Linked DNA regions of Mus musculus: all the other regions are linked to region 1. The links are chromatin loops, found by intact Hi-C in ENCODE. Cell type or tissue: left cerebral cortex. All regions are shown on one strand. Each heading gives the region's core, and the rest is flanking DNA. Links, peaks and the distances in the headings are about the cores only. Region 1 has its middle 91 kb from the start of Gm33944. Region 2 overlaps Gm34265 (a long non-coding RNA gene). Region 3 has its middle 110 kb from the start of Gm34211. Region 4 has its middle 45 kb from the start of Gm4601. Region 5 holds the start of Gm34265 (a long non-coding RNA gene). Region 6 has its middle 49 kb from the start of Slc8a1. Region 7 has its middle 120 kb from the start of Gm34211.

Region 1 (4,547 bases), core at 195-4,194:
ATGATGTTAAGGATGGCAAGGATGTGTGGTAAAAATGATGTGAAACAAACCACGGAATATTCCAGCGCATTGCCTGGATGGCTGATAGAGCCCATGAGCGCTTGAGTCTCTTGCGCATGCCCGGTACAGATGTTTGCTGCCTTCCAGAAGCCTCGAAGCTTCCGTTCCCTCGTAGAAGCGGCAAGTGCTGAGAGGCCCAATAGAATCTTTCAAATCATTATTCAGTTTTTAAAGATGATGCACAGGACTCATATTTCTGTGAGAAACTGACAATATGTAACGACAGAATCAATAAGTTATGTATCCTGGGGGTAGCCCAGGATACGTAGCCAACACACACAGGCACACAGTTATTTGATACTTTGGTTCATATTAGAGTCTTGGAAGTGACCACGTACGTTTTATACATTATACATGGTTAAAAGTGTCTCCATCGACGCTCTTTCCCTCTTACAGCATTTCTTTCACAGGGGTAGGCGGCAAGGTTGTATGAGTCAGCTTTTTTTTGTTTGTTTGTTTTGTTTTGTTTTGTTTTTGGAGACAGGGTTTCTCTGTGTAGCCCTGGCTGTCCTGGAACTCACTTTGTAGACCAGGCTGGCCTCGAACTCAGAAATCCACCTGCCTCTGCCTCCCGAGTGCTGGGATTAAAAGCCTGCGCCACCACGCCTGGCGTGAGTCAGCTTTTTACACGAATGTTTAATGGAGGTGAGCAATTGCTTGCAGCTGCACATATTGAAGAGGTTTATTTCTCTTCTGGTAGGGGACAAGATGATTTGCCAACTGCATTGGTTGCTCCCATGTTCTTGAGGATGAGTTGGTCCCACTGCACTGCATGGATGCTTCCTTCCCTCTCTGCTTCCTTTGGGCTTTCTTCCTCACAGGGCATCCTAGAGGGGCTAGGCACTCAGATTTAGTATCTTCAGAAGGGCTTTACCCATGTGAGCATAGGAAGCCAGCAGAACTGGGCTTTGGCATGAAGATAAACACGATCGCTTTCCTAGGAACAAAGACGGCAAGTCCAACTGAACAACAGAACATCTCTCGGGAAGTAATAGGCATAGTTCGAGAGTACAGGTGTTGGTCTAATGAATGCTTGGATTCATCACTGGGATTCTGATAGGATACTTAGCCAACCTATTCATATTTGATTGAAAATTTCTAAAGAACAAACAAACAAGTCTCCCTTGCCCCCAACCTAGTTCCATTGTTGTCTGGGAGGCAAAACAAACTTATGTCTCAGAATGTAGCAGTGACATGAATGTTCTAGAAAGATGGTAGGAGAGGAATTGATTCTGCTAGTGCCGATAGAATCATGAGTAGGTAGGTTGTTTTCTCCTAAGACTGGAGTTTCAAAGGTTGGGCTGTGCCTGCACAGAGGGCTTGGGTACTTAGGGAGCTGTGTGGGGAGCAGGCCAATGCTGTGGGGGATATACAACGCAATCCCTCAGCTTTGTGATGCCTTTGTTTCCTGTTCTAGAAACATGACGGGAAAATACCCATCTCATACACATTGAAAGCAACACACACTCCCTGGTATATAACAGAAATAGGATCAGGGCCTCAGAAAGTGATATAACTGAGTGTATAATATGTTTTGTATGAACTATTTCTGTTATTAGGTGTAAATTTGAAGCATTTAATTCATACCCAAGAAAGTCAATGGAAGATAAAATGTCATTTGAAAAATATGAAAAATGTGAATTTTGGCAGCCTTCTCTTGCACATTTTATTTGTTACAACAACAACAACAACAACAACAACAACAAAACAACAGCAACAATGACAACAGGGATATTTTCGTAAAGTTGCTTTTGATGAGAATGCTAAATCACCAACCAAAGAGTACACATGGAGGGACCCATGGCTCCAGCTGCATATGTAGCAGAAGATGGCCTTGTTGGACATCAATGGGAGGACTGGCCCTTGGTCCTGAGAAGGCTCGATGCCCCAGTGTAGGGGAATGCCAGGAAGTGGGTGGGTTGGTGAGCAGGGGAAGGGGGGATGGAATAGGGGGGTTTTGGAGGGCAAACCAGGAAAGGGGATAACATTTGAAATGAAAATATATAATAATAAAAATATATTTTAAAAAAGAGACTAGAACACTTGGACAGCTGGTATTTGTATGGCCACTAGAGGGCAGCGTTGGCATTGGAATAAGGGATGATTCCGCATCTTCAGTCTGAGAACCAAGCTTCCTCTGAAATGCAGACTATTGCAGAATTATGATATATACAATGACTTGATGCAGTGGCTTTGCATTACAGGAGATACTACGCGATCGGAATTGGACCCTTCTGTGTTACCGGCAACATGCATTTTGAAGGGAATCCTTCAGTCCTGGTGGCTGGCATTGTGGGATGGGTATTTCAGGCTCCAGATCCACTGGCACTTGAGGGATTAGAAAGGATTTTTTCCTTTTCACTTCACCAATTTCACTTTCCATTGCAAACTGCAGGAATCTGAAGTTTTCCAGTGCAAACACCTTTCCTTTATCTTCACACAGGTTAGCTTTTCACTCGTCATGTTTCCGGGGCACTGCCGCAGAGGTTATTCTTGTTATCTTTGTTTGATGCTGTGGGGTAGCTGGGGATGCTGTCCTCATGGCCTTTAATATATACAGTAACATAAAGTCCTCATGTGGTTTTAATCACTTTCTTGCTTTGCTGGTGGAGCTGGGGCTGAGTTGCACCTGCAACCACTCAACTGACCGAGTCCAGGATGAGCTACATGTGTGGTTTCCCTTCCGGACTCTTCAATCTCCAGGCTGCTTCTAGCACTGCCCCGCCCAGACCTTCAGACTAGAACAGTATCCAGGAAACGATATTGAAAAGCATACCAAGAAAGAATATTTTCGTTTAAATTTTTATGCGCGATATCTTGTGAAGAATGTCACTTTATTTTTAAACTTGAGATTGGTTTCTCAAAATCAAAGCTTGACAGGAAGCTGCAAGAGATGCTGAGGAGGAAGTCCACGGATCCTCTACCCAGCTCATTACAGGAGCAACATCTTGTACAACCGCAGTACCATACCTTGACAGGAATGTTGCTATTCCTGTTTCTCTCCCAGTACTACATCCTTCTGGTACTGTAATAATTTTGAAATCAGACCAAGTCCCTTTAAGTTTGTTATTTTATGAATTGTAATAGCTATGGTAATCATTTTACCTTTCTACATAAAATTTAGAATGTCTACATGCATAAAAGTATTGTTAGGACTTTGACATTCAAGCAAACCTGTCTATTTGGGAAGAATAGTATCTCCGAGGTCATCCACGAACATCACTTATTTTCCCATTTATTTACAGCTCTCAGTGCTTTGCTCGTCCTGGAGCAATTTTGGTTCCCAAGTTCTATCATGGTTTGTTAGGTTTGCATCTTTGAATTTCTTCGTTGGTTCTGTTAGATAGTAGTCACTGGTGTTGTGTTTGTTAGTATAATGGATATAATTTATTTTTATGTTGAGATTCTATGACTTTGAAAGACACTTATTAGCTCTTAAAGGGTTTTAATTTTTTATAGCCATGTTGGCTCCCTTCTTTCCTTCCTTCCTTCCTTCCTTCCTTCCTTCCTTCCTTCCTTCCTTCCTTCCTTCCTTCTTTTCTCTCTCTCCCTTTCTCTCTCTCCCTTTCTCTCTCTCCCTCTCTCTCTCCCCTCCCTCCCTCCCTCCCTCCCTCCCTCCCTCCCTCCCTCCCTCCCTCCCTCCCTCTCTCTCTCTCTCTCTCTCTCTCTCTCTCTCTCTTTCTTTCTTTCTTTCTTTCTTTCTTTCTTTCTTTCTTTCTTCTTACAAAGACAATCACTTATTTATAACCAGGAATAATACACTGCTTCCTTTCCACTTTATATCCCTTTAACTTATATTTCTGGCTTTATTTCATGACATAATATAAAATAAAATGAGTCACTGTGGTAAGAGCAGAAGTCCCTTGTATTATTCCTGCATATAGATATTATCCTACCCATGGACATAATTTTCCTTACTCATGGCATATAAAAATTTTAAACATATTGTTATCTGCTGTTATACTTTGAAGAATTTTTGATATCTATATATGTGATGAACATGGGTTTAGGCTTTCTCTCCCTCTTCCCTTCCTCAGTTTTGTGTAGTTTTGCTATCAGGAAAATACTGCCCTTTGCTATCAGGAAAATACTGAAGTGGAAATTAATAATAATAATAACAACAATTATTATTATTATTATTATTATTTTGGACATGTGATATAGTGTAGTCAAGTTTGGTCCCAAACTTGTGATCTTCCTGTCTCAGCCTCCTGGGGTTGCACATCTTTATCATCATGCTTGGTAATTTATATTTTTACTTTTTGGCACTGGGGGTTAAACCTGGGGCCTCTTGCATGCTGGGTAAGCACTCCATGCCTGAGCAACTCTCTCAGTCCTCTTTTTTTTTTTAAATGAGGTGTTGCACTGAGTTAGTATTGATTCCTTGATGGAATTCTACATTGCAAGCATCCCATTCTCAAAATTTGGGAGAAGGAATTCAAAATATGAATCAGGTATTTTAAATAATTACAGTTTTTTTTTAAGTT
Region 2 (4,547 bases), core at 337-4,336, 1.7 Mb after region 1:
TTTCAGAAATAGCCATACAGATGTGGTCCCTTTCCTCTGCATCATAAGTCTCAGAAACATATGTCTATAGAATGGTGGGTAGGAGAACAGGAGAACTCTCTAGTGGACCTGACAACTGTATTCAAAGTTTTGCATTATGTGGCATCTTTAGAGCTGAAGACAAAAAAAAAGACCTAGAGGGGAAGATGTTTGAGCTTTTGAGTGTAGCAGGGAAAACTACACAGCAATGATGAGCTATGGCTATTATGAGCACTTTCTGAGAAATCATGAGAACTGGAGTTCAAAGCAAAGTGCCTATGGAATAAGTCCTGTGTGTAACTGTAATCCCAGCCCCAAAGGAGTAAGCAGGGGAGGCTTGCCAGAGCTTGCTGACTTCAACAGGGAGAGACCTGGCTTCAAAGGAATAAATGGAGACTGAGGAAGATGTTCAGTGCCCTCTTCTGGCCTCCGTGCACATGCACAGACACACACAAACACACATAGACAGACACACACACACTCACATGCACACAGGAGAGAGTTCAGAGGCTAAGAGGACCAGCTGCTCTTCCATAGAATCCAGGTTCCATTACCAACACTCAAAAATCTATAACTCCAGTTCTGGTAGGTCTGACACCATCTTCTGGCCTCTACCGAGTGAGCTAATTTAAGAGACTAAATGGAGGATGGGAAGGCACAAAGAGACCTTACTTCTGGTCCCCATTCCAACAGCCTTCAATTCACAATATTCAGCAAAGCACCATAATGTGGAATCTTGTTTTCTGAGTCCCAGCACTCTAGATTCCGAATCCCCCAAAGAAGAGACTTTATTCCCTAGTAGACAACTCTAAGCTCTGAACAAGCCTGTCTCCTGCAGAGAGCTCCATGAAGCTTGCCTGGAGCCTCACCTCCTCTCCCTCTGCCTGTAGTGTCTCTCCTGCTCACAGCAGAATGAGACAGTGCCCCATAGTATTCTGTTCCTAAGTCAGTGTGTGACCAGGAGCGTGAGATACTTGATACAGGGATTGCATGGTGTCTCGGTGCATCAAAGCATGCTCCCTCTGCTTCCATGTCCGGTTCAGAGAAGAGTTATTAATGGTAGATTGGTCCTGATCCTATATAGGAAAAACATTAACAGACCTGCTCTGGGGCAACCTTGTGGCCGGAGCAACACAAGCTTCATTTGCAAAAGGATAATAGTGGATACATTTATTGTTGTTAGTAACCAGTGGAGGTTACTAACATGTCCAGAAGAAATGGAGACATCGTAGAAAAAAGGGGTGGTGACACAGATGAGGGAACGTTATATTTAAAGACAACAGAGTTACTGAGATTTGGTAGTGAAACAAGAAGTCAAGAGAAGTAAGGTGTCGGGCATGGATCTTGGAAATCTGGCTTGCAAAACTGAGTATGTTTTTGGCAGAGCTACTGAGGTGAAGGACCATGAGACAGGGCTCTCTGGGGCAGTACAAAATGAAGCAAAAAAGAAAGGTGGACTTTCATCTATGAGGCACGCAGGGTGAGGAGTTCTGGGTATCCTCTTGAAGAAGCCATTTGACCCGCATACCTGTCGCAGGGAGAAGAGCTCATGCAAAATGACAAGTGACTTTAAAAGGCAGTGGAGTGAGAAGGATGTCGTTTCTATCGGCTCTTTCTTCCCAGGCTCTTCTCGACCTCTGCCCTTCTCTGAGACCAACCAAGGGAGAGAAGATAAGATCCTATAGAGATGATCCACTGAAGCAGAGAGAATTGACTGTGTTTTCAAATGGCAAAACCCACTCTCCCTGTGTGCAAGTGAATTATCACAGGAACAGCGAATGGATTTGAACACCACTCCATTACTTTCACAGGCGTTGTCTATCACCTTCAAGGAGAGAGATTTTTAAACAGCGACTGCATCATGTTAAGACCGAACTTTTTCCCTAGCCCTAGTAAATTTCTCTGACCCTGCAACACAGCTGACCTCCTAGATGCAAAGCAAGCATTTCTAGGTGATTAAACACATTGGTAGTGAGGCCTTTGACCACACAATAGAACAAAGTAATCAGCCTCCAGAGAGATCAAAACCACAACCTTGTCTTTATTTGATCGTCCTGTCACAGGAGTGCTCAAGGCAGACAAACCCTCGCCGTCCCCGGGCTGCAAAACATTTTATTTCCCTTCACATTTGGAGGGTTGCTGATTTATTAAAACGTGCTCAGCCATTCTAAATAAGCCACTGGACAGAAGGGAAGCAAGTAGTGTTCCTATAAATTATCAAATGGAAAAAGCTCTTACAAAACCTGCGGAGGGCTTGAGCGATGGCAGGTACCAGGTCCTGGAATCCACCTTGGAGAGCAAAAGCAGCTCTCAGCTTTGGTCCTGGGGTCTGGGTTGCCTCGCTTAGTGTAGCCACGTGATCTCACTGCCCCCTGCTGGATGAAATGCGCATATGTTTCTGCTTCTGTTACCCCGAGCCTTTCCCTTACACGAGGCTCCTCCCTCATCTTGATTTTCCTCTGTACTCGGGAAGAATTGTGGTACCTGACCAAAGGGTCTTTTGGGGGTTCCATACCAAAGAAAGACAGGTAGGAAAGCATGCACAGTCTGAGATCACTGTGTGAGAAACAGAGGCCGGGGGCCAAGGGAAACAGTCCAGTGAGAGGCTCCCTGCAAGCACCTCCCACACCCCCCAGATTCCAGCAGTCTACATTTCTGACCCCTGAGGCTTTAGGACCACATCTGAGAAACAGATGCCTATGGAAATCCTTTTTAATATGGCCAGGTACGTGTCTCTTGGGGAAGGCAGGTTTTCTGCTTGAGAACATAATGCCTTTATTTCACAGGTCCACAAGCAGCAGGCTTTCTTCTTTTTAAAAAAAAAAAAAATGTCATGGAAATAAGTCTCCCGTGCTAGAGCACTTTAAAAGTTAAAGGTTTAAAGCAAACGCCCATTCTCAGATACCCATCAGCTATCACACCTCCTAGACCAATGGTTCTAAAGCTGGGGGCCGTGACCATCAGAAAACATGGCTATTTTACAGTAGTAAAATTACAGCTATGACGTAGCAATGAAAACAATTTTATTTGGTTGGGGTCACCAGAACATGATGATCTATATTGAAGGGTCACAGCATTAAGAAGGTTGAGAACCAGTGTTTTCATTTTATTTTATCTGCCTCCATGTCTCATTCTATAGACACCGCACACTGAATAGGAAGGGAGTCTCACTACAGACAAGATAAGAACACTAGACCTGGTTCTAGTCTGGAATAGAAAGATGGGCTGCTGGCTGCTGGGCGATGGTGGTCCACACCTTTAATCCCAGCACTTGAGAGGCAAAGGCAGACCAATCCCCGACATCCTGGCTGTACAGAGTGAGAGCCAGGACAGCCAGGGCTACACAGTGAAACCCACTGGTCAATGGTTAATTCCTGAGCTGACAGAGTCCTGGACAGAGGGTCGTTACAGACAGCTCTATCTTTTTGGGCACTGCCTATGATTGCTTCCTCCTGGCAGTTTCCGTGTTTCAAGTTTCACATTGAGGTCTCTGATCCGTTCAGAGCTCATTTTTGTGCTGGGTGATAAATTTGGGTCCAGTTTGTTCTTCTTCATGCAAACATCTCATTTTTCCAGTAGTTTATTGATGATGCTGTCTTTTCCCAATGTGTATTTGTGGCACATTTGTCAAAGATCAGTCAGCTGTAGCTGCATGCAGTCATGTTTGGGCATTTCTGTTGTTATTCCATTAGTCTATCTGTCGGTTTATGGCAATACCATGCTGTTTATTAATCCAACTCTATAAGATATCTGGAATGGTAATTCCTCTACCCTGCCCCTTTTTCTCAGGATTGCTCCAGCATCTTTTGTGATCCATATGAATTTTAACCTTCTTTTTTCTGCACATTCTGTGGCGGATGTGGGCATTTTGGCTGGGACTACATCAAATGAGTTAATTGATTTTGATAGAATGGTTGTTTTCACAGTGTGAGTTCTACCAAACCATGAGCATGAGAACTCCAGAGTCTTCCTCAAGCTCTTTCTTCAGAGACTTAATGGTTTTACAATGAATGTAAAGATGCTACCCTTTGAAACAGCCCATAAAGGCCCACAAGTTTTAGGCTTCGTCACTAGACTTCGGGACCGTTTGAAGTTAATGGTACAATAGAAAATACGACCCAGTGGAAGGAAGTTGGATCTTTGAGAAAACACGCTAAAGAAGGGGTTCTAGAACCCCATGGTCACTAGTTCCTCTCTGTTTTGGTGGTGTTTGGTGGTGATGGTGGTATTGGGTTTGTTTAGTTTTGGGGGGGTTGGGGCTTGGGGGGGTTGTTTGTTTGTTCTGTTCTGTTTGTTTGTTTGTTTGTTTGTTTGTTTGTTTGGCTTTGTAAACATGAACAGATTCCTACCCCAAAGCATTGAGGCCAACGAACCATGGACTATAACTTCTGAAAGTGTGGGCTAAGATATCTTCTCTGATATTTTGTCATAGCACCTACTATTTCAGGAAGTCTTCTGAAATTACCAGATTTTGTATAATCCGGTACCATGTACAATGGATATGTACAGTGAAAATTAATATAAATAAA
Region 3 (4,547 bases), core at 183-4,182, 1.5 Mb after region 1:
TCCTCAACTTCCTCCTTACCGAACTTGTTTCTTTCTCCTTACTTTAATAATATTACCATACAGCCAACATATTCAAATGAGGGGTGAAAACTTAGCTCCTTCTGAGCCCTTTACACAAACACAGTGTGCTAACATTTGAGTTTGACAGTAATGGATAAAAGTCAATGTGCAAGTTTGAGAAGAGTATGAAAGAGCATTCTAAAAATGTACCAGGACTTTTTAAAAGTCATTGAGCTGAACGTGCATTTTCACGTTTTCTTTCATTTAAAGTTCAATTTTAAAATGAAAGTCAGCAATGGTAAGGAAATCATTGAGTCATTAAATAGCATAATATGTTTGGAGACTGATAAGAAAGTAGTTGAATTATAAGGGTAAAATGGACATTGACATGTGATGAAGTAGATATAAACTGAAACCATATTGCGAGGCATTTTGCAGATTATGATAAAGCCTTTTAATTCAATAAATAAGCAATACCAGACCTCCCGTGATCCTCAACAAACTGTAGCAATTGTGACCATCACTTGTCTCTACTGGCTTCCAAATTTTCACTTTCCCTTTCCTGAAACATTCATGTGTCACTTACCTCACAGAGACCTACTGTGTGTGCTGTCTAAATTCAATGGATCCTAATTGTATAATGCTACCCTCATATAAGTCTCAATAAGATTGTGGTGAATATAGTTTTTTTTTTTGGAAAAAATTTAAATGTCTTTGAACTCATCCCTTTGCTGTATGCATTGGCAGGTAGGTGACTTCTATCTACCCATCAGGGCATATCATCTCTTTGGCCATAGTAACACTCCAAGGCTAGACATGGTTCAATAAAGGACCTATGTAAATCAGATCTAGATATTTTGTTTAGACTATTTAGATGAATATAAGGTTATCTTCTACTGATTTTCACTGGAAGATATACTAGGCAAGCAATGCCTATAAACAGCTTACACCCACTTAGAGTTGCAGAATGAAGTCAAAATGGTGTAACACATGAGGCAATCCCACCGAGACCTGCACTGGGTGCTATGGGACGTATACTGCAGTAAATACATGTTCCCTGTCTCTGTAAACCTCAATCTGTCTGTGGTTTCAGCACAATAACCACAGAGGAAGATCAGCTAGAAGCCAAACAATCAGTATTCATACCTGCCATTCTTATTGCAAGCAGTCAAAATAACAATACAAAAGTGATCGTCTAACCCTTTAAGACAAGCCTGAGACTTTCCCTCCTGCATGAATAGGGGCACAGAGTAGAGTAGAGAGGTCACTGCCTATGTTAGGACTTGAGGCTTTCACTTGCCAATCTTAATCAGATATTTCTCCCCATCAGCTTATGTTCTCAAATACTAATGGGTAAAATGTCCTTACCCCCTGCCCTGCTCTGGCTTTATTAGGAATTGTCTTACAACCACATTTTTCTGTAGAACCAGAGAGGTGTTGGTGTACTGGTTTTTAGAACACTTTGACAGGCAGTGAAAAGTTAGACTGAGAAATGCTCACATGACTGGATTCCAGTCCAGGAATGGTGGCTGCAAAAAAAAAAAACGTGCTTCAAAAAATGAAAGTCAGGAGACCATCCAACTAAGACTGCAGAACTGAGAAAGAGTGTACAGGGGGTTGGGCACATCAAGATGGAAAAAAATTAAAAGCCAGCATATAAGAAACAACTGACAGAGAAAAGCAACTAGAGGAAACATTTTATTTTCATTTGTGTTATATCATACTGATTACTATCTGAAGAGAGGGTGAGGATGCAAAATGGAAACTCCAAAGGAGCCGGAGGATTGAGTTCCACACTGAGAGAAAATGAGTGAAGGCCCAGAACTGTCACATCCTGTAATGAACTGCTTCTCTCCGGCTCATGCTGGAACTGGTAATGGGGCCATCTGCTTATAATGCTCGTGCCGTGAGTGGCTGGTGCCCAGAAATCTCCTTCCAGAAAAGTCATTTTTACACTGTACCTGACAGACAGAGCATGTGTTTGTGCTAAAAACACTGCAGGGATGGGAGACAGGCAGGAATGAGAAAAGCCTGACCTTGAGGGAAGACTGACATGGACCCTAAGGAGGTGATGTTAGAGAGCTAGGGGCAGTTGGATGTGGAGCAACCTCCTAGAAACAATCTATTAGACACATGGTGGGCAAGAGCACCTGTTTGGGGTTGCTTTGGGACAAGGCAAAGCATGGTAGCCTCACTCATTGCTTTTAAAGTTGATTTATTTCCTTCAGTGAAAGACGTAAAGGCAATATTAACATTGAAAATCCTTAGAGGGAGCCTATACAAATGGATAAAAGCAAACTAGCTTACAATGCTCCTCTAAAACCACATCTTTGTCACCAATCCTTCCTCATGCTCTCCTCCCAAACATACACAAGCTTTAACAATCTACGAATGAAATATTCCCATGCACCTGGATACTTGGTTGTGTAGCCCATAATATAGTTTCCAGGGATTTCCATATAGACTAAAGATAGAAAAAGTGATTTTTCTCACGACCAGACAAATTTTAAAAACATGAAATGTTAATAAGCCTCAAGGGCTGAGTCTAAAGATGGCCCTGTCATTTAAACAGAGATGCTTATGCAAGATTCCACACTCAGTGGCTCCCTGTGGAACTCGCTGAATTAGAGCATAGCCTATGGTGTAATTACCTCAGGCTATGTGAAGGGAAACTTTAATAAATACTCTAGTAGAATTTTTCAACCTTGTTTAGTGGAAGGATTCAGGGTCCTTAGAACATTTTCCATCAAACATTTCTTTATGGTCTTCAATATTAGGAACACTTGTTCTTCAGCTACAAAGTTGGTCTGTACTCACAACTGAAGAGGCTGGAAGCAAAATGTGGCTGCGACTCAGTGTGAGCATATATGATTTTTGAAAAGGGTGCAAGAGACACTGAACGTTTTCATCTTACAGGCCATCCCCTATCACAGATACTCAGCTCTGCCTTTGTAATGCAGAGGTAGCCTCAGACAGTGCATGAAGGAATGGGGTGTATGCACATCAATAAAGTGTTATGGACAAATGAGGCAGTGGGCTGGTCTTGGCTCACCTGCTACAGTTTGTCCACCATGTTCTCTAGCATACTTTTATAACATGTCGACAGTGGTTCTCTTCTTCCATTCACCTCCTTTCTCTTCCTTCATCCAGCTTCCTTTTTCCCTGTTTGGATTTTGCACTTTTGTATGTAAGTTATTTGCCAATGTTTACAAAATGTGGATGTTTTTCTGGTTTATTCTGAAGCAGGTATGTAAGAAATCTTTCAGTCTAAGTGTTTATGTTGATTGATTGCCTCTAACCTTGACTTACAGTTATATTCAAGTTAAGAAATAACAGTTAACAAAGTTAAAAGGACAAGAAACACAATAGATTATAATAGGTGTATTTTATACACCTAACATACATGCTCTAAGAAACCCGAATTGCCCTTCCAGTAAACACGGTGGAAAAATTCTACTAGAGTGCTTATTAAAATACTAATAGATTATATTAGGAGGTTTTAAAATTATAAAGTACATTTTTATTTTTAGGTTTTTCTCTGTATGTATACATATAAAAATTTAGAGAAGGTCCTGCTGGTGAGGTAAGGGCTGGGAAGATAAAAAGAGAGAGATGGGGGTACCAACTATATAAGAAGTCACAAAGATGTAAGAATCCAAACAGCAGCCACATTTTTCTTATTTATTATTTGTGTTACAGTGGTAATTATAGCTTCCTGGCTTTTATTAGTGTGTCGTTATATTCTGTTAAATTTATTTAGAATATTCTGTATTCCACATAATTATTCTCACAGTAGTTGTCCATTCATCTCTGTCCTTAATCCCTTATATATTAATTCAGACAGTAAATATCATCAGATGATAATAAAGAGCAATATATGACAAATACTGCTGCACAGTGGGTATAATGGTAAGGAAAACGATAGCTGCTTTGTGGCATTTGTTTGTCAATGGAAACAGACAATGAAGAAGAGAAAAAGAACTCTGGTGTACTAAGGAGCATACAGGGAGAGACTTGGTGAAAAAGGAAAGACAGTGTCAGAGCTGTCAGTTTCTGCTTGGTACATTCATAAATGAAACATTAGAGCAAGGCACACCGATTCCTGAGGGAGAGGAATCCTTCGGAAGGAAGCAAAGTGCACAGTTTAGAAAAACAAGTAGAGGTGTAGGGTCCACAAAGCAGATTTTGGTTAAAGAAAATATAACGATTAATTTTAACAGCTATCAAAATTGGGGGAACTAGGAAATAACAGAATTGGGAAGAAAATAGGGTGTCTTTTACTTTCATCATATTGAGTTTAAATGGCTCATTGGACACTCAAGTGGAAATGTTGAATTCACAATTAGAGTTCAAAAACTCAGAAGTCAAGACTAGAAATGTACATTTCAGTGTAGTCAAGATAGGTGGGGCTGCATTTTAAAGTCAAAGATAGGAATTGGGGATATTAAAAAGGCTGAAGGCTGAACTCTGAGCTACTCCAGCTGTAAAGGACGTGAAGTGAATATGATGAATTTAGGAAAAATTCAATTGAGCATTGGTAGTGAAGT
Region 4 (4,547 bases), core at 219-4,218, 1.8 Mb after region 1:
ATAGAGGGAGCGAGGAGAGGAAAGAGGAAGGGAGGAAGGAAGGAAGAGAGAAAGGGAGAGAGGGGGAGGGAGAAAGAGGGGGAGGGAGGAAGAGAGAAAAGGAGAGAGGGGAGGGAGGGAGGGAGGGAGGGAGGGAGGGAGGGAGGGAGGGAGGGAGGGAGGGAGGGAGGGAGGGCAGACTTGAGAACTATTACCATATTATACCTCAAATGTTATTTTGGAGTCTTTGCGAAATCATTTGCCATTTATTCATTCAAATATTTGTTGCTCACCAGCGCTTAAACAATGAGTAAGACTCACTAGCCACCTTGGGACGGCCCAGCGGTCCATGAAGTACTATCTCACTACAGTGTGACAAGCACTTTAACAGCCTGTGAAAAGGACAAGGCGAACACAGGAGATAAATTATTTAATAATACCCAGTAAACCAAGGACAGCTTCCCGGGAGATATGGCATTTGTGCTGAGACTTTAAAAGAAATTAAGAATTTACTGAGAGGAAAGAGGAATTCCAGGAAACACAGTTGTGCGGGGCATGATGGGAAGAAGTGGAGAGTCCATCGTGAACACAGCAGTAGGAATGTGGGGCAAACACAGGGCGATGGACCGGTGACGGCAGAGCAGAGCAGGAGGAAAGTCTGTGTCCACGTCCTGTGGGGGTGTAATGGCTCGGATAGACAGTGTCTCCCAAGAGCCTCACATATTAAAGGCTTGGTTTCCGCCACTTGGGAGGTGATTGGACCAGGAGATCGCTGGCCTGACCAGTGGATTATTCCACAGATGGAATCATAACCCAGTGGCATCATTTGGAAGTAATGGATAATTTGGGGGGTTGGGCTGTTAAACCTGAGATTGCCAAGAGAAAGAGCAGTGGCACAATTTGGAGCCAAATCTGAAGCAAGCTTAAATTAAATACCGGCCGGGATGGTATTCTCTGACCAGGTCCATTCCAGGGGTCCCAGAAAAATGGCAGCAAGTCACATTTTGCAGAAGCTTAAAAAGGCGAAACCATGCGGCCACCGTAGTATTTCCCTTCAGGTTCGTTCAAGGGCAAGCTTCCATCCTGATGTATTTCCTGCCTGCGCACCTCCCACCCACATCCAATCAAGAACATACAGTACATACGAACTTGTTTAGGGGAATAAAAACACGTGGCTTGTTATTTCCCAAAAACCACTGGCAGAATTCCAGAAAGTCACCTGTCCTTGGGCAAGTGGGGCTTACTGGTTAACTTTAGCGCTTACAGGACCTGCCTGGAGGATACAGAACTTGGAGGTGTGTTCTTATCCCTGCCCCACCCTGCCTCCTGTCCACCAGATGAGCCACTTCGCTACAGCGCGCATGTGCAGAGAGAGAGAGAGAGAGAGAGAGAGAGAGAGAGAGAGAGAGAGAGAGAGAGAGAGAGAGAGAGGCGCAGACAGAAGCAATGGAACCAAGGGACCATGATGCGAAACTAATGAGTCTCTGAGCTGAAATATATCCCTCTTTAAATTTTTACTATTCTGTCACAGCACTGAACTCCTGACTAGTGTGAAGAGTTGCCCTTTGCTTTTAAGAATGGTGATGTGATCATGCCTGCATTTTAGAAAGATAGTTTTGGTGTCTATATAGAGAAGAGAGAAATCGCCAGCAAGAAAATTAAGTAGGCTGATGTGAAGTATTCTGTTTCAGAGGAGGAAGTCCTGAAACAAGAAAGTGGCCATGGCTCCCCATGGTTTAAGGGAGTCTATAGGTAAAATATACAGAAAAAGTGATATTGCTAAAGAAAAAAAAAATGACCATGGTGTCTTTTCTGGATCTTTCTGTAATTCAGTTTCACTCTTACCTAATATGGCCACCCTCCTGGAGAAAGTCCCCCTGAGAGCGTTCCCTTTCCTTCCTGTTCTTTGTCACAAATTTAGAAAATAAAATGAAGCCAAATAACCAGTGTCTAGTCCTTTTAAATGAGGTAGAGAGGGAAAGTTATCGTGGTTGTCCCCTGTGATGGGGAGCAGGCTCCAGAGTGGTCCTATCTAACCCTTGCAACTCCTTCATCACACACAATGAAGTAATGGCAGCTAGGGAAATTATGTAAATTGCTATGATACACAAATGATTCTTTAAAATGTACATTACAGGGCTGCTGAGTTGGCTCAGTGGTTAGGAGCACCGACTGCTCTTCCAAAGGTCCTGAGTTCAAATCCCAGCAACCACATGGTGGCTCACAACCATCCGTAACAAAAACCTGATGTCCTCTTCTGGAGTGTCTAAAGACAGCTACAGTGTACACACATATAATAAATAAATAAATAAATAAATAAATAAATAAATAAATAAATAAATAATTTTTAAATGTACACTACATCCCTCAGAGTTGCCTGAGACCTTTGGCAGGTATGATAGTCCTCTGCACAGTGTCCTCCCTGCTCATCTTTCTTTAAAGAGGGTAAAGCCAGCTAACATCTTCTGTTAGTGCCTGTTTCTCTCACAGTAAAAAGGAGTTTGGAGCCACCTAGTGGCTTGTCTGCAGAGTTGCATATTTTTTAATGTTTAATATCTCATAATTTTTGCTAATCGAGTTAATAGTATTTGTTTAACATTTTAATCTCACTGTACGTTTAACACATTGACTACTTGTGTTATGTCAGTGATCTTTACCAGCTCTTGGTTACATTATTGTCCCCCAAGGTCTATGTCTTAAAGATAAGGTTCCCAAGGAGGCCTGGAAATGGTAGTTCCTCTGAGACTTGTACCTACCGAGGGAGGTCTTTTTGTCACTGCAGATATGCACTCAGCGAGGACTGTGGTCTCTTCTTTTTCTTTCTTTATTATTTATTTATATTTATTTTATCTTTATTTCCTGGCTCATCAAGTTCCATCAATTGTTCTTGTTATAAAAAGCTGCCTTCATCAGAGGACCACAGAAAACAGAGATCATGGACTGAAAGCTTCAGAATAGTGACACCACCACCACCCCCAAAAAAACTTCTTCCTTTATAATTCAATCACGTCAAATTCTTCATTATAGTACTGAGATACAACCTCCTTCCAAAACTCGTGTCTTATGACAACTGAATCACCTGCCTTTCTACAGAGAAATGATAGCCATGCAAAATAAAGGTGTGGTCTCACAGTTTCAATGTAGCCCTACATATAACAAGTAAATGCAGAGAAACTATAAATAATACTCATTTCATATGTGAGAATTTGAAGGCATTTGAAACCATGACAAAGCAGCCAAAGACGTGCACTTCCATGTGGACTGACTAGGCATGCCACTGTGGCGCCAATCAGAGAGCCACAGGGGAGTGACATTGGCTGCCACGTGCAGGCTGCACTAGTGATATCATTTTCTAAAATGGAGATCAACTTTGGTAAAGTGGAGACTAAAATAAAGGATTGAAGCCGTTGAGAAGGCTCAGTTGGCTCAGTGCTTGCTGCCCAGCATGAAGAACGCTTGTGTTGATCCCCAGCACCTATGTAAGAACCAAGCCTGGTGATTTGGAGTTGTAATCTTAGGGATCGCTGGGGCTCACTGGCCAGCTAGCCTAGCCAATTGGGTGAACTCCAGCCTCAGCAAAAGACTCATCTCAAAAAACAAAGTGGAGAACGATAGAGAAAGACACTCAGCATCGACTTCTGACCTCCATGTGTATCTCTGTACACACATGTACACATGCGAAGGCACACACATGTGCAGGCACACACATGCACACGCACACTCGCGCACACACCACACACACACACACACACACACGTGGGTCCGTGGGATATGCCTCTTGGGCAGGTGGAACTTGGAGCGCTCAGACTGCGTCATCCAGCATGGGTCGTCATTGTAGGACGTCGTAGCTTTTTAAGGAAGCTCAGCTGAGACACCACTCAGGGGTTGGGAAAACACATCCTAGGATGTGGTAGGCCGAATCTGGGGTCCCCTGATTCTCAGGTACTCAGTCAAGGCGGAAAACCACACAGGGGAGTCAGGAACAAAGTGCCCCAGGTCCAAGGGCCCCACAACGAGACTGGGACCAGGAAAATGGGAGCTCTGACTAAGCTCATCTGCACAAGCCCTTAGCTTGGCGATGGTTGTCATCTGAGGGAAAGTTAGGCTGCAGCTCTGTAGGCCAAGGCCTTCTCCGTGCTCCCCACAGCAGTTCTCTCAAGAGAGAGTCTTTAGTTCCAAACTGTTTATCATGGAAAAATGGATGCATATCATGGACCAGAGATTAAATACCTTTTGCACAGAGGAATATCCAGGAAGGGAAGCTTATTGTCTAAACCCTCGGGGCCGCAAGATACCTCATTAGCATGGAGAACTCTGTTTTGGGCTACAGGACCATCGTGTTTCCTTATGTGGGAAATGTGGCGCGTGTTCCAGGCCAGGAATCTGGTAGGGAACAGAGCTGCCTCCCATCTCAGGTGTGTCTAGGTGCAGGGGACTCTGAACCTGCTCAACCTACCAAATTTCCTGGCATGGTCCACTGTCTGAGAGAGAGAGAGCGAGAGAGAGAGAGAGAGAGAGAGAGAGAGAGAGAGAGAGAGAGAGAGAGAGAGAGAGAGAGGAAGACAGGG
Region 5 (4,547 bases), core at 278-4,277, 1.8 Mb after region 1:
AACTTTTAAAGCTTGAGTCTGTGGGAACCCCGGAGCAGGATCGGCATTATACTGACAGCAGTGCTGCCTGCCCCTGCCTGGGCTGTCTTCACTTACAAAATGAGGAGGTGTCAGGGACTCTTCAAAAAGGATGGATGGGTGCTGGAGAGATGGCTCAGCAATTAAGAGCACTTAAAGTTCTTCTAGAGGACCAGGGTTTAGTTCCCTGCACCCACATCCTATGACTTAAAATTCTCTGTAACTCCAGTTTCAGGGCAGGACACCCTCTGGTCTCTTGAGTCACCTTGCATACATGTGGAACACATGAACTCATGCAAGAAGACCTAGACACGTAAATATAACTAAATAAGTCTTTTGAAAGAAAGAGAGAGACAGAGAGAGACAGGAAGGATGGATACATACATGCATTTCACATAGAAAGAATTATACAGCAATGTCCCAACGTATTCAAGCCTGGTTCTCTCTGGGGTCAGGGACAAGCATAGAGAAGGGGGAGGGGAAGCGATAGAGTGAATCTTTTCCAGTTAGAAGGCATTCGTGTGTCACGTGTGCAAGTGAAGCATAATGTAGGTGTCTATAGCCCTTGCTGTGGGGAGCTACAGCCATGGCTATCACCATGAAGGGAACCCAAAGGGTTGCCCTCTGCCTGTTTGACGTGGACAGAACCCTCAAGCCAGCTCACCAGGAAAAAAAATGACCCTAAGGTATCAGCCCTCCTGCAGGAGCTGCAAAGCAGGGTACAAATCGGTGTGGTGGGTGGCTCGGACTGACCACTGTTAAGATCGCTGAGCCGGGGGTGATGGGTATGAAGTCATTGAATAGTCTGACTGCGTGTTTGCTCAGAGTGGGACCGTGCAGTACAAGTATGGACTGCTGCTCGCCATGCTGCTGATCAAGAGCCATGTGGGGAAGGAGCTCCTACAGAACTTCATCAGCTTCTGCCTCCGTTACCCACCTTGCTCCGTTACACAGTCGGAGAAGCACGCAGCCTTCACGAGCTCCTACAGAACTTCATCAGCTTCTGCCTCCGTTACCCGGCCTTGCTCCGTTACACAGTCCGAGAAGCACGCAGCCTTCGCGGAGTTCCAGAACGGCATGCTGGCCATCTCGCCCATCTGCCACAGCGGCACCCTGGAGGAGAGGATGGAGTCCTATGAACAGGACAAGAAGGACCAGGCAGTGGTGGCGCACACCTTTAACCCCAGCACTTGGAAGGCAGAGGCAGGCGGGTTTCTGAGTTTGAGGCCAGCCTGGGTGAGTTCCAGGACAGCTGAGGCTATACAGAGAAACCCTGTCTCGAAAAACCATTTTAAAAAATTAAAAAAAGAAAACGGAGAATATCAGGCAAACGTTTGTGGTAGCCCTTGAGACCAAGTTTGACGGCAAGGGGCTGAGTTTCTCCAGACAGAGCTTCGGTGTCTTCCCAGGAGCTAGGATAAGCCCTATAGCCTCGTCCTGAATGAGGACAGCTTCGACATCATCCACTTCTTTGGGAATGAGCCCAGTCCTTGCGGGAATGACTTTGAAATCTATACAGACCCCCGATCATTGGCCATAGCTGTGGTCTCCCCTCAGGACACTATACAATGATGCAGAGAGATTTTTTTCCCTGGAGACAGCCCACAAGTCATGACAGTGCCTACAGCTGAGCGTTGAAACCTTCGAGGAGCTCTGGCCAAGCTTGAAGAGAGAAGCATGGGATGCCGTGGTTCCCCTCCCTCTGGCCCAACATGTACGGTCATGTGGGGCACCACAACATCCACCTACACAGGACCAGGCTCTGTGTGGCAACCATCCCCAGCTTGGTGGCTTCTGATGAAATGCATTCCTGCACTCTGCTCAGATGGCCCTGGCTTCTGATGCTGCTGGTCTTTGGGACAGAATAGGTTTCATCCTAAAGGTTAGTGAGTGGCATATATATATATATATATATATATATATATATATATATATATATATATATATATATATATATATATATATATATATATATATATATATAACCTTCTAGCCACAAACAGACAAGGGGCAAAGTAGCAGGGAGGGGATATTACTCAAAGGACTTTGCCGCAAATATTAAAGTTCCCAAAACAAAACAAAAAGTGAAAAAGAAAGAAAGAAAGAAAGAAAAAAAGAAAAGTGAATCAGTTAACTCCCGAAGTTCCTTCCACAGGAACGAACCACTGTACAGGGCTCCTTAGCAAGCAGTCAACCCCACTGCCTCCTGTAGATGCAGGTAACTGTGTGGTTTTATTAACATTGTGGGACAATTTCTCCATCTAGTGGCCACTTTAGAAAATACAGCCTCTTCCCTCAGCCTTTCAAGAGCATTATTAGGCTTCTAAACACTGGTATTGTCCGTGAAAACAAAGGAAAAAAAATGATTCTTGAAGAAAGAGAAGAAGAAGAAGAAGAAGAAGAAGAAGAAGAAGGAGGAGGAGGAGGAGGAGGAGGAGGAGGAGGAGGAGGAGGAGGAGGAAGAAGAAGAAGAAGAAGAAGAAGAAGAAGAAGAAGAAGAAGAAGAAGAAGAAGAAGAAGAAGAAGAAGAAGAAGAAGAGAGCATAAAGATGTGCTGGATGTTTTAAGGTAAATTTGGATTAATGAAATTGACTTGGAGAGATTTCTGTGGTATGCTATTGAGTGGGAAAAATAACCAGCCTGCAAATTGTGTGTGTGTGTGTGTGTGTGTGTGTGTGTGTGTGTGTGTGTGTGTCCATGTATCCATCTATCCCAACGTCACTATGAGGATCACATACAATGCTGTGCTTCAGTACTGTGTTATAGGAAGAGTGGGAATGGTGTAACGTGTGTACCACAGCCATGGCAGGACATTTAGTACTCAGTGAATGGGACTTCTGCTCCTGCAATTCCATTGCTACTAAAAGAAGACCACATTTAGGCACCCTAGACTCTTGAGCATTCCGTTTCCAGGATGGTAGACGGGGTCAGATGACCAGCTGTCGCTCAAGTTAGTTAAGACATTGGGCAACTGAATCCAATGGTGCCTGCTTCATCCTAATTCCACGGTTCTGGGAGTTTCTTTCTAATTAATACATCTAAGAGTCAGAAATGCCTCGAGTCCCTGAAGCCCCACTCCACCTCAACACCACCTGGTGGAAACAGAATGACACAATTACACACAGAAGACCTAAAGCTTGGGCAAAGAGAAAGAGGGGAGGCTCTGGAGCTATGTCTCCCTCCCCTCTCACTGCAGGACATTGTACTGCCTGGCAGTCACTAAATACATGTCTCTTGAATACATGTCTATTGGCAACCTTGCCTTCTTCATTTTGCTCTCTATTTAATGAAGATATGACTTGATTCTTGACCTTTGAGAACAGTGAGGTTGGACATCACATTGCAGTACTCCTCCTGACCTGTGCAAGGGACATGCAATTTCTTCTCATCTGCCTGATGACCAGAGTCCTCCACAACCACCAGCGTCGACTTCAGTATCACAGAGGGATTCTTCACAGCTCTCAAATGCAGTCTCATGCCCCTCCAGTGAAGCCCATAAACTCGTAATTAAATTGTACTTTGTTACAAGTAGGACCATGGTGCTGGCATGAGACTCTAAGGACCTCTGAGAGTCACCAGATGTCAGGATAAGAATCTTGAGAAAGGTTTCACTAAAGTAGCAGAGAAATTTAAATCAAACTCTTAGGGAAGTATCTCACCCGCTTAGAACTGCTAGTGGCAAAAGGACATGAAACAGCTTGCTGGGGATGCAGAGACAAGGGAATGCTAATCCACTCTGATGGAGGAGCACATTCATGCAGTATTCATTACTGTAAAATGCTAAAGATAAAAATATACACACTTTATAATGTAAAGAATCTTGAACATTTCGGTAGAAGCTGCCCTGGTCCCTGACACCTTTGTAAGCAGCTCTCCATTAGCCTCACACTATTCTATGGTCCAAAGACAATGTCTTTAAGCATGTCATATCCGCCCTGCCTTTTTATTCTGTTTCAGGAAAACATTGCTCATCTACAGAAGTCCATTTATCTGCTAGCCCCAGAGCCTCTCTGGGAGGCAGGCAGAGCATAAATCACTACGATCGCTACGGCATCATATTCAAAGCAACAACTTTGGAGTGAACCAGGACACACTTGCCAAAGTCACTTCTGGCCTGGGGTACGTCAGTGTGTGTCTCTTCCTCTGAGACATAGGACAAGGGAAGTTGTGTCACAGCAGCAGTGTACGTAGAAAGGTCCAGTACAGAGCCTCGTGGATGGTGAGTGTTCTGGGCGTGATTTCCTTCCTCCACAGATACCATTTGCAAAACACATGAAACTCAAGAAGAACAAAGACCAAAGTGTGGACACTTTGCCCCTTCTTAGAATTGGGAACAAAACACCCATGTAAGGAGTTACAGAGACAAAGATTGAAGCTGAGATGAAAGGGTGGATCATCCAGAGACTGCCACACCCAGGGATCCATCCCATAATCAGCCTCCAAACGCTGACACCATTGCATACACTAGCAAGATTTTGCTGTAAGGACCCTGATATAGCTGTCTCTTGCGAAGCTATGCCGGGGCCTAG
Region 6 (4,547 bases), core at 207-4,206, 590 kb after region 1:
AATCCAATCGGAAATGTAGTTACCCCATAACAATGATACTACTGTTGGTGCATCTTGCCTGGCTGGGTAAGACCATTGTTGTCTTTCCTTCATGCAGCCTACATAACATTTGTTGGCACCATGAATCCCAGAGCAGGAATTAAGTTTCCTGGTTGGCTTGAAATTGATTTTTCTATGTCCTGTGGTTAGAGAATGTGGTATATTCAAGCAATAGGGGTTTGTTTGTTTGTGTTTGTTTTTGTTTTTGTTTTTATTCATGTAGTTATGATGGCAATAAAGGGCAATGTCAGTATCCTGTGCTGTTTGGAGACCTCTGAGTCCTCCATACCAATAGTTTGTAGTAACATGTCCCATTTTTTAAACTGTAGTTTTATTTAATAATCCATGCATTTTAGGAGTAACATTGTCTACCAAAGCAGGAAAATTCCATTTAAAAAGGGTTCTGTTTTTTTTAAAGTTGTATTTTGAAACGAGTGTAATAACTAGTAGATTTCCCTAAAGCTTTTTCATAGATTCTTACTTGTTGTTAAGCTTCTCACTATTACCCCTTTCCCATTAAACCTTGGGCTCATGGGCAGGACTGGTTGGCCGGCCATGAGGTGTAATGATCCACTGCTACCACCTTCTAGCACTGGGGAATCCAGACACACGCTGCATCTGGCTTTCACATGTGTACCCTGGATCTGAACTCAGGTCTGTGGGCTTACATGGCAAGTGCTTGTCCACCAACTGGCCTCTCTCCCTTACCTATTTTTTTCTTTCATTTTCTCTGTTCAGAAAGTTTGAAAAGTTTAGAAAGTTAAACTAGTTCAAACCCAACACCCGAAGATTTAATATTTCAGTTACCATTATTTGTTCTGAGATCTCTTTATTACTAGATGTTCTCCACATAGTTAAGCAAGCCTAATTTTGGATGAAAGGGTAACTATTGTCAGTTTAAAGTTAAGAACACTAAGTTAGCCGAAGAGTCTGTTCTCAAGAAATCCTCAGACAGATGGATGATATGGGTGTTCTGGATATATAAGCATTGTCAACTATAGAATAGATAACCCCAAAGACACAGTGTTCAGTGTATTCACAAAAGTAGGCCACAGAGATGACTAACAATCTCAACCACAAAAGGTAAAAAGCAGTCACTTAGGGCAAGAATTTAGAACAGGAAAACAAATGAAGATAGGAAGGATATGCCAAGACTGCCATGTTCTGAGAATGTTGTGGGTGGAGTTTGGGGTGGTTAGATAAAGTATTAATCTTTTCCTGTGTCCATCTAACTTGATTGAGCTGTGGATTCTAAGATATACTAAAGCTTCTGGATTTGCATTTGGCCAAGTAGTTGCAGCAATAAGGTGGTCAGTTTACAGCCTGCAGCTTCCTGTTGGATAGACCATCTTTACAAACTTAAGTGCATCTAGTCAAGACATTTTTAATAGTTAGAAAAGTTGAGGCAAGGGAAGTTTCTGAAATAGGTACTGGAAGTCAGATATGGAGTTCTTTTGTCTTCTATGGGCTTTCGCCTTGACTCTGTAGACAAGAGGGCCAGGGAAGGAATTTAAAGAAGAATGTGACTAAAGCAGAATGAGAGTACTTATTCTTCCTAGCAGTGCATGGAATAAGTTAAGAGACTTTCGCAAGTAAATCAGTACAGCAAGAGGCTGTCTGTCCGTGTTAAAAGAACAAGTGGTTGATGCTCTAGAGACTCTTGTGAAATGTGACAGGCAGGGATTGCTGTTGATTGGGATCAAATTGTGGCAGAGATTGCTTAGAAGGTCAGTCAACTCTGAAGGTTAGCATGATGTTATCAATGATGACTAATTAGCAGTTCACTAGAAATCCATGTCTGACCGTTAAGATTTCAAGTGTCCGACTTCAAGATATAGCAGAGTGCAGTTCTGATAGAAAGGTAAGTCGCATAGCGGCAAAACTCAGGTGGTAGCCTTTCCATTGCCAGCATCCTCCAGGCCCTAACTTCAGGGGCCTTTTACCATTCTGAGTGGTGTTGGATTTCAACAGGGTCAACAGAATGAACTATTTTATGACTCATCCTGCTAATCACAATCTATACTCCCTGGTAAATTAATGGGCTTTATTAGTAGTATATTGTTATTCACTGGTAAAGAGTTCCAAAGTTAGAGCAACAATACATCCCTTAAGATGACAACAATAATTGCTAATCACATAAAAAATGTTTACCAGACAGAAGCCCAGTAATGGAGGTTCTAGCCATAATCCCTTAAACCAAATACAATTTCTAATGATTTTTTTTATTACAATACAGAGGATGGTTGCAGATTAACAAACAGGCTTCATGTTCAAGTTCCACATCTCCATATTCCCTGCTCTAAACTTGTGGTTTTCAAAAATTATTGATGCCTAGGTCTACCTTCAGAGAGTTTTTGCTCAATTTCTTCTAGTGTAGCTCAGTGTCCCCAAAGATCCCTTGGCAAGTCTAACTACAAGAAAAGATGCAAACTCTTGCTTGCTTAAACCGCATGGCTTCACTAATTTCCCCTCGGGAACATACTGACCACTTGACTCAATCTCAATGGCTCCCCCTGCAGTTCAGTTCAGATAACATACGCCAGCGGCTGTGCCTAAACACTAATGCTCAAATTTAAGTTTTAGTAAATTTATTTAATGGCTGTATTTCTTGAAAAAAAATCACATCTTGGAATTTTTTTCTTTTAGAATCATGTTATGGATTTTTTAATCACATAATCTTATACTCATCAAAATAACCATAATCATATTTACTTGATTCATTATGCATATAATAAGTTAAAAGGATTACAGATACTAAATGCCTCAAATTTAGAATGCAGTATTATGGGGGCATTCCTCAGAACTACGTTGTTGGGGGTGCTGGGAAGGAAACAGCCATGGATGGAGCGGAATCAGCACGGACAGTCAGTGCCATTGCTTGCAGTTTTCACAGTGCTTTGGGGAAGCTTCTGGCGTCATATGCTTATGAGAAGACTGTAGAAAGTTCCAGGACAACTAGAATAGGTAGGGGCCTCATGGGAAAAAACCACAACACTTAAATGAAAATAGGTTCAGGACAGAGCTAGGATGAAAGGTCTTGTGGAGTTAGCTCTCCTTTAGACATAAGAAGGGCGGCACAGTCCCTGTGCCACCCCATGCATTAAAAACTGGGGATGAGGGCAGTAGGGCCTAAGAAGTGCACTAAATTCTGTATTAATGGAAAGACATTCATAGAGATTGAAGACATAACTGAGCTAGCTAGATGTTTTACCAGCTATTTGACCTTGGATCAAATAATTCGCCCTTGAAATTATGGTTGCTTTTCTGTTAAAGGGTGTTGTAAACTGAGTTCCTAAATGTGAGAATACCTAGCTTAGAGGTGATCTACTAACCTCCACCCATCTGTGTTCACCATGGCTGGAACCCAGTCCTTAGGGAAGTACAGAGGGTCTGGTGATGGCTGCCATAGTGATATAGAACGTCAAGAAACTGAGCCAGTCTGGGAACTCATCACCATACCAAGACTTGACTTTGCCACTGAAGCCACAGTTTCACATGCTAAGTTCCATGTGTTTGCACAGGAGGAACCAGCTTGGTAACCTTACAGCTAGCTTCTTACTCAACAGGAATAACTCAGTCTGGCCTGCCCCAAGACAGGCAGCAGGAGCCTGATGCTCAGTAGGGGCTCATCAGGAAAAGCACTGGCTTCACTTACTTCAGCTTTTAATGTCATTGCCTGGGTTTCCATTTAATTAAGAAGGCTGACCTTTAGAGAGCAGTTTTCCCCCCTTCCTTTAGCTTAGCTTACTATGATCCTAATGGGAACTGAAAATCCGATGCTAAAGAAGGCCACATTTTCCTTGATAAGGCCAACACATTGTCCCTCTCCATACAAAGGCATTTAATAGGCATCATTATGGAGGCATAAGCCAAAATCCCTTCCAAATAAATCTGACCTCAAGCTGTTGAGTAGGTGGCAAGAACATGAAGTTGATGATAAGCCCTAACTGAACGTGCATCAGAAAGGACAGCCCATCCAGCCAAGAGCCGGGCCCTCTGGAATGAATATCCTTATAATGAGCCTTATCTAACACAAATTGAAGTTAAATTCTTACTTAATCATTTAAACCCTTTGGCTGAGGGAAGCAGTCACTTAAAACCTTGATCATCTACAGCATGCGGTATGGTCTATACACATTGGCCAAAAGAACCTTGGCAAAGGACAGTGATGACCTTGGTATAGGGTGTTCTGTACTCACCAATGTTGTCCTCTAGAATGCCAGACGGATAGGGATCTTCATGCACAGGTGACATCTGGAGACAAGCTGGCCTCCTCTCTGCAAGCTCTGGCAAGCCAGTCTCTGTGAGAGAGAGACCTCTGCCTGAGAGGTTCAACCTGACTCTTGGGTGTGGCAACTGTGTTCTTTATCGTTTGGCATCTGAATGAGACTCTTCCTAAATAGCTGGCTCTTGATCACACCTCGGGGCTTGATGACTCAGTATAGCACTCTTACCAGGTGCCCAGCACCTATCAGTGACTGCCCATTCAGAATGTGACAAACTATATG
Region 7 (4,547 bases), core at 168-4,167, 1.5 Mb after region 1:
TATAAACTTAGATGGAGTTATCTGTTGCTTCTACAGTCCTTGGCTTTTCTCATATATAGAAAGATCATCACCATCTCTAGTCAGCAGTTTTGAATATTTGGATTGTATAAATCTTGTTAATAAGTAACTGCTTTTTGACTATTAGTTCAGCTTACTCACGGTAATGATGTTACAGTTGAAAAATTTCTTTATAAAGTATTTTGAAATAAAAATGCTTCTAATTTTAGATATTTATATGACTTGGTTTTAAGTGCATTTTGAAATATTACTATGATTATATCTATCCCTCCTATCATATTCCCTATCACTTTTCCTTTTCAAATTCAATCTGTACTTTATGTTCATAGCCCACTCATTCCAGTTAGTGATGTCCATAATGCATGGGTATGGGCCATCCACTGTCAGATAGGAATCATACTAGTGGCCATCCTCCAAAAAACACTAATTCTCTATCCTCCTAAAATGTTAATTTATTTTATTTATGTATATGCCTTGTAGAGAGAGTGTGTGTGTGTGTGTGTGTGTGTGTGTGTGTGTGTGTGTGTGTGTACATATGCATACACATGTGTGCATGTATATACAAGTGCCTGGGGAAGCAAGGACAGAACATCATATCCTTGGAACTGGTGAGACAGTTGTGAGCCATCCAATGTAGGTGCTAGAAACAGAATTCTCATTCTCTGAAAGAGCAACAAGCGCTTTTCACTGCTGAGGCATCTGTCTAACTCCCAATTTAACTTTCTCAGGGCCCAATCCACAATACATGAAACAAATCCTAACTTTGTCCATCTGACTTTTTAACTGAAAAGAGATCTTTTTCCATATAGTATACTCTGATCAGAGTTTCTCTTTTGATGCCAAGATAGTACTGGTCTTCAGATTTCCTAAAGTTACCTAGTCTGAAATTTATATAAAAATATATGGGGTAGTCCATCACCACTTTGTTAAAGTGGGGTGCTTGCACTTGCTCTTCAGCTCAAAAGAAAATATTCTCTTAATTTAAGCAAACAAACAGTGGTTTGCATAGAAATAAAAAAGCATGTTTATGACAAATTTTTCTTTAGGTCATATTATATCTTAACTCGTAAAATTCCCTAAAAGTTGCATAATCCAATATCAGTTCAATCTGATTTGTTATTTTACTTGTAGCATAGTTACTGTTCTATAAACAGTATTTCAGTGAAGGAACACCATGACCAAAGGTACTCTTATAAAAGCAAGAATTTGGGGGTCTTGCTTACAGACTTAAGGAATAGTTCATTTTCTTTATGACAGGAAGCAAAAAGGAAGGACAGTGGAGCAGTAGCTGAGAGACTTACAATCTGAACCATGGGAAGAGCCCAGAGGCAGACACATTGGGTCTGGATGGGCTTTTGAGAACTCAAAGCCTACTGTCTAGTAATATTCATCTGCCAACCAGGTCACACCTCTTCCAACAATGCCATACCTCCGAATCCTTCCCAAACAGTTTCACTGAAGAGGAAGCATTCAAACAAATGAAACTATGGGGCCATTCAAATAACCACAACTTTACTATGAATATGTTCATCATTTCTACTGTGTGTTAGTAAATCCAAGCTATCTGGCATCAAATTTGAAATCTCCACATATATTTTAAAAAAAGAAAAAGAAAAAAAAAAACCTATGTCTCATTTTTTCAATATGTTGTTGACATAAAAGTAAGCAGACTCCTTTTTTTCTCTCTTTCAATGTAGTTTATACAGAAATAAGCAAGCTTTAAGTTTTCTCTCTCTTATACCACTACAGTCCATGCAAGCAGAATGTCATGAAACAAACACAATGATGGCCATTTTGCTTTTGCTTTCTCATTTTTCTCTTGAACCCCATAAAAAAATGAGCTTTAATTCCATGCTTTTCCTACTGTGGACAAACCCTTTCATTACTTTTATTACATGGTACTGCCACCTATGGGTCCTACACATAGAATACATTTTATTTGGGAATAAGGAAATTTAGAATTTTAAATGTAAAAGTTCATCTGGTCCTCATCGCTTATTACAGATGGGAAATTCAAAGCTTGAGCTTCTAATGATTTCAGTATAGGCAAAGATTCATTAAGAATTAGGCTGAGTAATCACCATACTTTCATTTACTTGTAAATGGGACCTAAGTTTACATTTTCTCTTTTACAATATGAGTAACACCATCAAATTCTTTATATCTAAAGATACATTGCCTTGAAGGTATGGAAAGGCAAGCTATTCTGAATGTTTAAGACAGTAAACTACTTAAACACCCTTGCTTTCATTAACTAATTAATTTTCTTATTTTTCTTTCTGGAGTACTTTAAAGAATAAGGCAAGACCTTTGTATTTGAGAAAGTTTAAAATACCACTACCACACTAAAGAACAACATTATGTAGAAAACTTAGGGAAGTGGTTTTTTTATAGGTCACAAAAACTGAAGGATGTGTACTCTTTGTAGTCCTGTCCAGATGGCAGGGTTTAAGGTACAACATAAATGCACAATGGCAAATTCTGATGGTAGCAGCTACTCGGTGTTGAGTAGCAAGAAATTCCAACTGGAAATTCAAAAATGTTTATATTTACTTTTCTAAAAGTCCAACTCTAATGAAACATGTGGAGCCCTATCATTTAGAATCATGAAGAAATGTTTTCACTGCCTTTCCTGCCACCAGACATCCCATTACTTCCCAGTTCTGTTAACAGAGTGGCATCACTTTGACAAGTTAATGTCTCTGAAAAATCAAGGCATTTCATCATTATTTGACAACAAATGCCAGGGTTAAAGTCTATGTTTTAAAAACTGAAATTAGCAGAGGATCTACCCACACGCTCACACCTACCCACCCATTTGTGACCTAGTTTTGAACAGTTCCCTAAGTTCACATGAAGCAAGGCAATGATGTGGGAGGGAACTACTCTGAGAGAATGAAAATCGAGGTAATTGAGATGCTGAGAGAGCCATAATGCACAAAGTCATAACTCGTTCCTTTTTGTATTTGTCTTCCAAGAATTAACTGACGAGAAACCATTACTATATGTTTTTCAACTTCCAAAGATCATTTATTTCAGAAAAGTTATTTGCTAGATATGCTGAGCCTAAATATCCTAATTTTAAATTAACTTTGTGAAAAGAACGTATCTTACCATTCACTCCCCAACATATGCAAAATTTATAACTCTTCATATAAATAGAAAGCAAATCATTTCTCAATGGATTTTAGCAAGAATATATTCTCATTGACTATTTCATTGAAAAGATATGAAATTATGTGAAACTGTGTTTGAATAAATGTGGCTACCTTTTACTAGCATTTCTTGAAACCATAGTAACTAAAAGCAGTTGTAATTAGCGTTTAAGAAGTGCCTACTAGATATCAGAGAGGCTGCATTGTGATAAGCTTGGGAAGCAACATCATTGTTTTTCTAGAGAGGATTAGTGTATAACTAAGTAATAGAATGGTTACCTACTATGAAAAAAAGACCAAAGGTCTTATTCCCCATTCTAAGAGTTGGGGCAGATTACAGAGTTCTGGATGAGATACTATAAAGAATGGCCCATGTAAATAGTGCTTGGTCTGTGGAAAGAAGGTTAGTAATCTGTCATTGAAGAAATAACTTTACAAATCATTCGAAACAATATAAATCAATGCTGGGTAGAAATATAAACTAAGTGCCATCAGGCAAAGTTATGAGAGAGATGAATTTTGAGATTGAATATTTAAACATGGGTAGCTGAGGCCGAAGCTGGGGGTGGAGTGTCAATAAAAGACACCAAGTAGGGAATTCTGAATGTGTCTACATAATATTAGTTATTGACTCTATCAGGAACTTCAGTAAACAATGACTTCTAGAAGGTAACCTCAAAAAATCAAGTTGGACATACTGTGAAGGATTACCTCAGGATAAATGCATAATCATCTTAGAGTCAGAAAACTAACTAGACCATTATATGAGTTGTGATATGGAAACACTGAAGATGAGAAAGATGCTAGAGTAGAGGTAATAATGTGGAAGAACATAAAATTAAGATGACTCAAAGATGTAAAGCAGAAGGAAAATGATGACCAGAAATGAGTGGATACCTACAAGGAACCTGGTGGTGTCAGAACACTGTACATATCTTGGCATTTGGTTAGTAGGAATTACAAGGGAGAGGGAGTCAAATATAATTCATAGATCTGAGTCAGAAAGATGCAAAAGATGTTATGTTAGAGAAATTGGGAGTGAAAGAAACATTTAGACTAACATTGATTTTCTGGTGGCAATCTTAATCCAAAGACCAAAAAAAGCATTCAAATGGAGAACACAAAAGGTAGATGGAAGAGACTTCTGGGGCTCAGTTCTGGAGAACCTCATTTCAGTTGTTTATTGAATCAATCATTGAAAGTACAGGAATAAGATTTTAGAAAAGTTTGGCAGTAAGACAGACAAATTGTCAAGGTTGGAACTTATATTTCAGGTCACATGGAAGAAAGATAACCAAGAAAGGTTTGCAGAAACCTCGATAAAGAAGAGACAGGTGAATATGTACAGGTGCACAGATATACATGACTATGAAG

The links. Peaks named below come from ENCODE experiments on the same cell type or tissue, not always from the same donor. Only the 100,000 strongest peaks of a DNase experiment are listed, where the experiment ranks them.
Region 2: a loop joins it to region 1, with 7 times the contacts of the local background. A loop is called at or near these places in 19 of 42 quality-filtered maps.
Region 3: a loop joins it to region 1, with 4 times the contacts of the local background. A loop is called at or near these places in 5 of 42 quality-filtered maps.
Region 4: it touches region 1 in a loop (8-fold over the local background); 8 of 42 quality-filtered maps call a loop at or near these places.
Region 5: a loop joins it to region 1, with 6 times the contacts of the local background. A loop is called at or near these places in 25 of 42 quality-filtered maps.
Region 6: it touches region 1 in a loop (10-fold over the local background); 18 of 42 quality-filtered maps call a loop at or near these places.
Region 7: it touches region 1 in a loop (7-fold over the local background); 5 of 42 quality-filtered maps call a loop at or near these places.

The regions. Positions count from the first base shown.
Region 1 is chr17:81,191,489-81,196,035 of GRCm38, forward strand. No RefSeq gene overlaps it. Among named protein-coding and RNA genes, the nearest start is that of Gm33944, 91 kb to the right of the region's middle. In left cerebral cortex, for the core only: a CTCF peak has its summit at 2,132 (motif pointing right); DNase peaks (open chromatin) are centred at 2,159 and 2,751; H3K4me3 peaks cover 742 bases; H3K27ac peaks cover 645 bases.
Region 2 is chr17:82,855,327-82,859,873 of GRCm38, forward strand. The region is part of intron 4 of Gm34265 (a long non-coding RNA gene); the gene reads right to left. Among named protein-coding and RNA genes, the nearest start is that of Gm41629, 14 kb to the right of the region's middle. In left cerebral cortex, for the core only: a CTCF peak has its summit at 2,393 (motif pointing left); a DNase peak (open chromatin) is centred at 2,391; H3K4me3 peaks cover 728 bases; H3K27ac peaks cover 837 bases.
Region 3 is chr17:82,729,894-82,734,440 of GRCm38, forward strand. No RefSeq gene overlaps it. Among named protein-coding and RNA genes, the nearest start is that of Gm34211, 110 kb to the left of the region's middle. In left cerebral cortex, for the core only: no CTCF peak of the experiment used is centred there; a DNase peak (open chromatin) is centred at 1,910.
Region 4 is chr17:82,999,303-83,003,849 of GRCm38, forward strand. No RefSeq gene overlaps it. Among named protein-coding and RNA genes, the nearest start is that of Gm4601, 45 kb to the left of the region's middle. In left cerebral cortex, for the core only: a CTCF peak has its summit at 2,486 (motif pointing left); a DNase peak (open chromatin) is centred at 2,398.
Region 5 is chr17:82,955,355-82,959,901 of GRCm38, forward strand. Gm34265 (a long non-coding RNA gene) reads right to left here and starts at 1,141. Exons shown (of 7, transcript XR_877010.2): 1 at 956-1,141. It overlaps Gm4601 (a long non-coding RNA gene), which reads left to right and starts at 1,332. Exons shown (of 3, transcript XR_385810.1): 1 at 1,332-1,900; 2 at 3,976-4,237. In left cerebral cortex, for the core only: CTCF peaks have their summits at 2,273 (motif pointing left) and 3,390; a DNase peak (open chromatin) is centred at 2,267.
Region 6 is chr17:81,785,022-81,789,568 of GRCm38, forward strand. No RefSeq gene overlaps it. Among named protein-coding and RNA genes, the nearest start is that of Slc8a1, 49 kb to the left of the region's middle. In left cerebral cortex, for the core only: a CTCF peak has its summit at 2,558 (motif pointing left); a DNase peak (open chromatin) is centred at 2,533.
Region 7 is chr17:82,740,723-82,745,269 of GRCm38, forward strand. No RefSeq gene overlaps it. Among named protein-coding and RNA genes, the nearest start is that of Gm34211, 120 kb to the left of the region's middle. In left cerebral cortex, for the core only: a CTCF peak has its summit at 1,926; DNase peaks (open chromatin) are centred at 661 and 1,904.